Regions from separate parts of the Homo sapiens genome. Here region 2 is linked to region 1. Evidence: chromatin contacts called from ENCODE Hi-C data. All regions are on one chromosome and are shown on one strand. The core of a region is the stretch at or near the end of the contact, and the rest is flanking DNA. Distances in the headings are between cores, read along the strand shown. Region 1 overlaps PTPRG (protein tyrosine phosphatase receptor type G). Region 2 overlaps LRIG1 (leucine rich repeats and immunoglobulin like domains 1).

What was found. Hi-C counts contacts between places; a loop is a spot of excess contacts on that map. Pooled maps may share reads with other maps.
Region 2: a loop to region 1 is called in a map with no recorded cell type, with 9 times the contacts of the local background. The contact joins two enhancer-like sites. A Hi-C loop is called at or near these places in 2 of 37 single-sample maps with no recorded cell type and 1 of 50 pooled maps.

What each region holds. Positions count from the first base shown.
Region 1 is chr3:61,893,308-61,897,224 of GRCh38, reverse strand. All of the region lies in intron 2 of PTPRG (protein tyrosine phosphatase receptor type G), which reads right to left. Among named protein-coding and RNA genes, the nearest start is that of PTPRG, 330 kb to the right of the region's middle. Within about 2 kb of position 2,109, at least 16 of the 41 ENCODE cell types and tissues checked have a DNase peak (open chromatin) inside an H3K27ac peak, as active enhancers do.
Region 2 is chr3:66,471,295-66,474,934 of GRCh38, reverse strand. The region is part of intron 1 of LRIG1 (leucine rich repeats and immunoglobulin like domains 1); the gene reads left to right. Among named protein-coding and RNA genes, the nearest start is that of LRIG1, 28 kb to the left of the region's middle. RefSeq lists a silencer at 2,405-2,454. Within about 2 kb of position 2,139, at least 9 of the 41 ENCODE cell types and tissues checked have a DNase peak (open chromatin) inside an H3K27ac peak, as active enhancers do.

The DNA of each region.
Region 1 (3,917 bases), core at 860-3,359:
TAAAACTATAAAATTTTCAGAAAAACATAGGAGAGAATCTTGGTAACGTAGGGCTAAGCCCTACATTCTTAGTGTTCTTAGACCTGAACACTAAGAGCATGATCTATAAAAGGAAAATTTGATAAACTGAGCCTAATAAAAACTAAAAACTTTTCTGCCAAGAAAGCTCATAAAGACAAAATAACACAGGATAAACACACAAGTTACAGACTGGGAAAAATACTTGCACACCACAAATTCAACAAAGGACTAGTATTCAGAATATATTAAAAAAAAAACCTCTCAAAATTTAATAGTAAGAAGGAAAAAAATACAATTAGAAAAGAGAATCGGCAGAAGACACGAATAGTTCACCAAAGACGACATACAGATAGCAAATAAGCATGGGAAAAGTTGTTCAACATCATTACCCATTAGGTAAATGCAGATTCAAACTACAATGAGATATCACTACATTGGTGATCCAAAAGGCTAAAGTAAAAAATTAAAAATCAGTATCAATATCAATATCAAATTGTAATGTCAAAAATTGCCAAGGCTGCAGAGATATGTTGCTACAGGAATGCAAAATGGTACAGCCACTCTGGAAAACCATTTGCCAATTTCTCATAAAACTGCATACGTAACTACCACACAACCCAGCAATTGGACTCTTGGTTATTAATTCCAGAGAAATAGAAAATGTAGGTTCATAGAAAAACCTGTACACACATGTTCCCAGCAGCTTTATCTGTAATAGCCAAAAACTGGAATCAGTCCAGATATCCTTCAATAAGTGAAAGGTTAAACTGTGGCACATCTACACCTTGGCATATTACTCAACAATAAAACAGAACAAACACTGATATACACAAAATGGATGAGTTCCCGAGAATTATTCCAAGTGAAAGAAAAGCAATCTGCAAAGATTAAATATTGTATGATTCCACTTATGTAACATTTTTGAAGTGACAAAAGCTTTAGAAATGAAGACAGATTAGAGGTTTCTAGGAGTTAGAGATGGGAGGAGGGAGGAGGTAGGCGTGGTTATAAAAGGGAAACATGAGGGATCCTTATGGTATTGGAACTGTTCAGTATCTTGACTGGGATAGTGGATACATGAACCTACGCAAATGACAAAATTATATAGAATTTATACACACATGCACACACCTACATAATGCACATAATAAGTATAAATTAAAATCAGGAAATCTGAAGAAGATCAGTGGACTATATCCATATCAATATCCTGTGATATACCATAGTTTTACCAGAATGCTACCTTTGGGGAAACTAGGCAAAGTATATAAGTGATATCTCTGTATTATTTTTTACAACTGTATGTGAACCTACAATCTGAATAAAAATTTAAATTTAAAAAGTGCAGGTTGATAGCCAGAAGAGAGAAATTACATGGTGAGAATCCTGAAATATAAATGGTATCACTTTCAAATTTTTAAAGAGAACCAACTCTCATCTGCAGCAACAGGTGACATCACATCACTAAATAGGAAACTTCATTTTTTATCACTTGTTTCAGCCCCTAATCACAATAAAACTTAAACTGCTACCAAGAAGCCCAACAAACATATTTCGAAACACAAAACTTGACTTTCAAAAATAAAATGCCCTCCTGGTGATACTTTCAAAGTCAAAAGGTGGCCTACTCTGTCTTAAGACATGTGGATAATTGCTCCTCAGTTTCTAAGGTCAAAATCCTATACATTTATATGCACAGCATGCGATTTTACAAGCTCGGAAACCTGGAGCAAATGATTAGCTGAACTGTAAACTTAATCACTAGCAAGATAGGCCAGCAGATCTAAGAAAAAATAAAAAGACAAGGAGAAAAGCATTTTAATAACCATGAAGGTACTCTATTCTGTTGCTAAGCAGGAAGTTTACATGAAAGGGTGTGAGGTTCAGCTCTTTGTGGCTACTTCCCCTAAAAGTACGGTCCAAGAAACACCCTGCATCAATCACTTTCCAGATCCCTTGGCTCCCAGCCAGACCAACTAAGTCAGAGTAATGCTTGAAAAAACCACTGTGACAAGCTATGAAGTGACTCATACGCATGAGTTTCAGAAGCCCTGTTAGAACACTTACCTGTTTATAATTTACTGCTGTCTTCTTCCTGCTGAGGAGTGATTCTCATCAGGGATCCATTCTGCCCCTAGGGGATGTTTAACGACGTCCATCTGGAGACACTGGTTGTCACAGCTATGGGGGCAGAGGGCCCAGAGATACTGCTAACCATTCCACAATGTACAAGATACCCTCCTACAACAAAGACTTATGGGGCCCCAAATATCAATGGTGCTGAGATTCAAACTCCTGACAGAGAGGGATGCTAGCATTGCATTTAACAAAAGGATCGCTAACATACAATTAAAAAAAAAAATAAAAGCAAGATTAATAACTTAGAGCTACTAAGTGGATCTGATCTCCAAGGGCAAAGGTAGCTGTTACTCCCTTGATCTTCTCAAATCTGATTCATCCCAAGGAAGAAGGTTTTCTTTGTGACCATGTTTTAAGAGCCTCATTGCTGGAGCCATAAAGCCCAAGTTGAAATCACAGTTTTGACACTTAATATCTAATATCTGGGTGACATTAAGTTAGGCGATTACCTTTAGTAAGTCTCTATTATCTGTAAAGGGGAATTAATGACTGTTCTTCACCCTAAGAGCTGTTAGAAAAATGAAAATAAATAAGAGATGACTGTCAAAAACCATAGCATGGATCCCAAAAATAAATGTTTTGTTATTACTAATGAACTCTTTCCAATTTTTACTCCAGTCTTTTTATTTCTCAGCTGCCAACAGAGTAAACCATCTTTTTCAGATTAAATTTGGTTACTCTTTTAAATAGTTTCCAACTCCTCCAGCACCAGATAAGATAAAAGCTGACCTTTTTTTTTTTTTTTTTTTTTTTTTTTTTTTTTGACACAGAGTCTTGCTCTGTTGCCCGGGCTGGAGTGAAGTGGCACAATCTTGGCTCACTGCAGCCTCCACCTTCCAGGTTCAAGCAATTCTTTCGCCTCAGCTCCCAGTAGCTGGGATTACAGGCACGCACCACTACACCCAGCTGATTTTTGCATTTTTAGTAGAGACGGGGTTTTGCCATGTTGACCAGACTGGTCTTGAACTCCTGACCTCAAGTGATCTGCCCACCTCAGCCTCTCACAGTGCTGGGATTAGAGGCGTGACCATTTCTAATTAGCCTGTAAACTTAGTGCCAGCTGCTTTCTCTGCAAATAACACCCCCACCACCAGCTTCTCTATCAGTCCCAAATACTCTCAGGTAACAGACAACTTTAACAAGGAGGAAACCACCACTCCTATTAGCCCAGTAGTAAGTGACCTGACCAGCACCAAAGAAATGTTTGAAAGATACATCCTTTAAGAGTTGTTTGCATAAACGAAATGTTTCTCTTAAAAGTTCCCTAACCATACCAACTGGATGCCCCCGCTCAAGAATCCAAGTCCAATCAACAAATATTTATTATACACCACTGAAAGCCTGATGATAAAATGGTGAACACACAGACGTAGCTCCTGCCCTTAATAATCATGGTTTAGAAGAAAATGTTTCACATAAAGACTCCAAAACATACCTCATTAGATGAAAGAAAACCTGTCTTACCAAAAAAAGTATCACCCAGTCCTCAAGTGGATTTTTGTATGAGCCATCCAAACTGCAGAGGCAGCTGCGCCATAGCGGTTAAGACTACCAAAGCTAACGGTAGATAATGGGCTCTTCCACCTACAGTCAATAATCAATCACTCTGGGTAATCACTCTGGATCTACTTTGCCCAAAATGCTAAAAAGAGATATTGACATTGACTACCTTATGGGGTTCTTATGAGAATTAAGTTAGTTTAACAGTACCTGGGGCTCAATTTATAGTGGCTATTTTTATACTTATTACCAAAGGA
Region 2 (3,640 bases), core at 890-3,389, 4.6 Mb before region 1:
CTGTAACTGAAACTCCAAAAAGAGTTTACTGATAATTGACTTTTGACAAGGCTCTTAACCACCTTTGCTGGTGATTGGCTTTAAAAGAAAGAACTCATATTCCACAGGTACCAGTATTCATTATTTGGTTAAGATACAGTTTAGCAAGTGGAATTTGCCGCTAGGGTCCACCCTGTAAGACACATCCTTTGTGAGTAAATGACCTGGACCTGCAAATGGGAGTGGGATGGTTGGGGAGGGGACAGGCGTGTGGTGGGGTGATGCACCCAGCCACATTGAATGTAGATGGGGCCGGGTGCTGTGGCTGACACCTGTAATCCCAGCACTTTGGGAGGCCGAGGCGGGCGGATCACCTGAGGTCAGGAGTTCAAGACCAGCCTGGCCAATGTGGTGAAACCCCGTTTCTACTAAAAATACAAGAATTAGCTGGGTGCAGTGGCGGGCGCCTGTAATCCCAGCTATTCAGGAGGCTGAGATAGGAGCATCACTTGAACCAGGGAGGCAGGGTTTGCAGTGAGCTGAGATCACACCATTGCACTCCAGCCTGTGTGGCAAGAGTGAAACTCCATTTCAAAAAAAAAAAAAAAGAACGTAGATGGACCTTGTGGAAGAGGTGAGGCATTGTTTTTAGGGACTTTGGCGAATGATTTAAAAAAAAGAAATAAAAGTGTGTTGTGGCCTAGTCATTTTCACAGCCAGTTTTCCATTTGACATAGTAAAATTTTAGTATGTTCAAGGATGGAGGTCGCATGCAGCATCTGCTATTTTCTGCTTGTAATTTCAGTGAAAAGGAAGTTCCATGTTTTAATAGCAGCATAGTCTGTGTACAATAATGCATGCTGAAATACTTTGTGGTTTTTGAATCTTGACTTCGTGTCTTCTCAGCCATTTCAACAACCAGAACCAGGGAAATCATCACTGCTCCACGCCTCTAAACAGGGAAAATGATGTGGTAGATGGTCTTTTAAATTTAGAGTGTTTCACGACGTCTTAGTACTGCAGAAAGAAAAACTTAGCCTTTTGGCTTTAGCTAAGCATTTCATGACACACGTAAACTTTAAGAAGCCCAGTGGAAAAAGTGAACAGGACGAGATCCCAAGTCGATAAGCTAGCTATTAAAGTCAGTGACTTCACTGTGGGCCAGACGGCTGACCTTTTAAAACTGTGTGTTTTCTTTAAAATACTTAGCTAGAGATAGTCGCGTGCCTCCCTGTAATACAGCGGATGTATTCTTGAAAAGTTGTGGGTAAATTCGCTTTTCTAATTTGGCTGATTTAATACCAGGGATCTGCTGTCTGTATTTGTATGATCTGCATTGTTTTGAGGCAGCTGAGAAAGAGAGGATAAACCTAGAAAATAATATTGGAAGGAACCTTGTACTTAATCCATTTGTAACGCCGAGCATTGTGGCAAATGCAAGTAAGCATGGATTTTTATATGAGCTTTATAGATTTTGGATGCTTGGGCTTTGCACAGGCACCAGGAGACCTCACAGAGATGTTAGTGAGCTGTGGGTGTGATGTCACACAGTTGAAAAATAAAGGACGTGTGTAAGTTCCAGTGGAGGCTGATAGAGGACTCCCGTACTCTGGGGAACTTCTGGCTTCCCAGGAAGGGTTTTTCTTACAAGCAGCTCCAGCCTGGAAAGGTAGTTACACCCACTTATGTCATTTGTCCCTTAAAATTTTTTGTGGATGGGGAATGAAGGAGATGCCAGTAGCACTAAGGTAAGCTGTTGTTTGTGCAGATGTATTTGTTGAAAACAAACCACTTTCATTTTCTTCTTCAAATAGGACATATAGGAAACCTATACATTGCTCTTTTGTAACCCAGAAGGGTATTTGCCTAAAATTGCCCTTCTCAGTCTCTTTAAAAAACAACAAAAACCCCTAATCACTACACGTCCAGAAGTGAGTCACCACTGAGTTTGCTTTTTTTTTAATCTTCTGACATACATTTCTGTAACATGAGGTTTTTGTACTAATATTTTCATTGATTGGATTATGTTAGAGAGTGAATTGTCAAAATGAGAGTTAAAAAGGCCCAAAATGTCCGATCCTTTCCTGGTCCTAGGAAAGTCCTAGACAAGAGTGTTTAGAATAGTGTGTAATGAATGACTCAGATGGAGGGAAGGGGTTTTTTGTTTTGATGTTTTAATCTGTGTCTGTCGCACCCAGAGGAAGTAATATATTATTGGAGGTTTCATTCTTAAAGAACCAAGAGTCACTGCTATAGAATTTTCTTATCACTTTATCCCAGTGAAATCCGTGGTTGTACCTTCTGCCGGAAAGGCAGGCTTGGAATTTGGCCACCCTGCTCTCATGACCAGGAGCAATTTTATGGGCCTGTGTTAAAACAGGTATTTTGCTCTTTGATAGCAGGGTTCATCTCAGGGCCCTTAGGTGTGAGCGTGTAGTGTGTAAAATCACTCACCGTTAAGTGGTGAATCATTTCAGTGTATCGGAACAGGAGATTCATCACAGCATCACTTACGGGTGGTGACTGTGCCAAAGTTTACGCAATTCTGTTGTGTGGCACATGGCAGTCGAAGAAGCTTTCCTTGTTAGTTTGCATCTTTCCTGTGACCATCCGAAGTTAGTGTTTTTTTTTTTTTTTTTTTTTTTTTTTTTTGAGACAGAGTCTTGCTCTGTCACCCAGGCTGGAGTGCAGTAGTGTGATCTCGGCTCACTGCACGCTCCGCCTCCCGGGTTCTCGCCATTCTCCTGCCTCAGCCTCCCCAGCAGCTGGGACTACAGGCGCCCACCACCACGCCAGGCTAATTTTTTGTATTTTTAGTAGAGATGGGATTTCATCGTGTTAGCCAGGATGGTCTTGATCTCCTGACCTCATGGTCTGCCTGCCTTGGCCTCCCAAAGTGCTGGGATTACAGGCATGAGCCACCACGCCTGGCCCGAAGTTAGTGAATTTTAAAGCTGCATCACATTTTCAGAAACACCCTGGATTTTGCATTGGTGGTTTCATAGGAAGCTAATCAGTCTCCTGAAAGTGGACATTTAGCAGGGGCCAGGGGCGGATGTGGAGGGGTAAAGGTGGAAGTTTTAGGAAAGGAAAACAGTAATCCGTGACCAGAGAAGCTTTGGTGGACTTTACAAAGCACTTGGTGAACCTGGGATTCCAAATGTATCCACCAGGTTAATGTGTCCTTTTTCTCAGTTTTACCCATCCCATATTTCCTGTCCCTTTTGCCTGACTTGTTTTCAGTACTCCAGAAGCAAAAGTCTCCGTTTTCTGCCGCAGTAGAGCGTGGTTTTCATTTATGAGAACCCTCTGCCATCCTTTAACTGAGAGAACCTCTGGGTTTTACCTCTGGCCGCCCTTCATCCCCGCCATGCCCTCCGTCCCTGCTGGTTGGGATGGATGAGCCTTTGCTCTCCCTGCAGCGGCTGGGGCCCTAGGCTGTCAGGGCACCTCGGGGAAGAGTTCAGTGGGAGCAGGGAGCACCTGGCTCCAAGGTTCCAACCCCCCTCTGTTCTGCAGAATGACTGGGCTCCCAGGAGGTAAAGATTCAGCTCTGTTACTGGATGGGGTGAGGATAGGGGGGCTATTGTGCAGGTGATGAGTTTGCCAAGTCCTGTAGAGCTTAAGGACTATGTGAAAGTTAGTGAATTAGTGTTTCTTT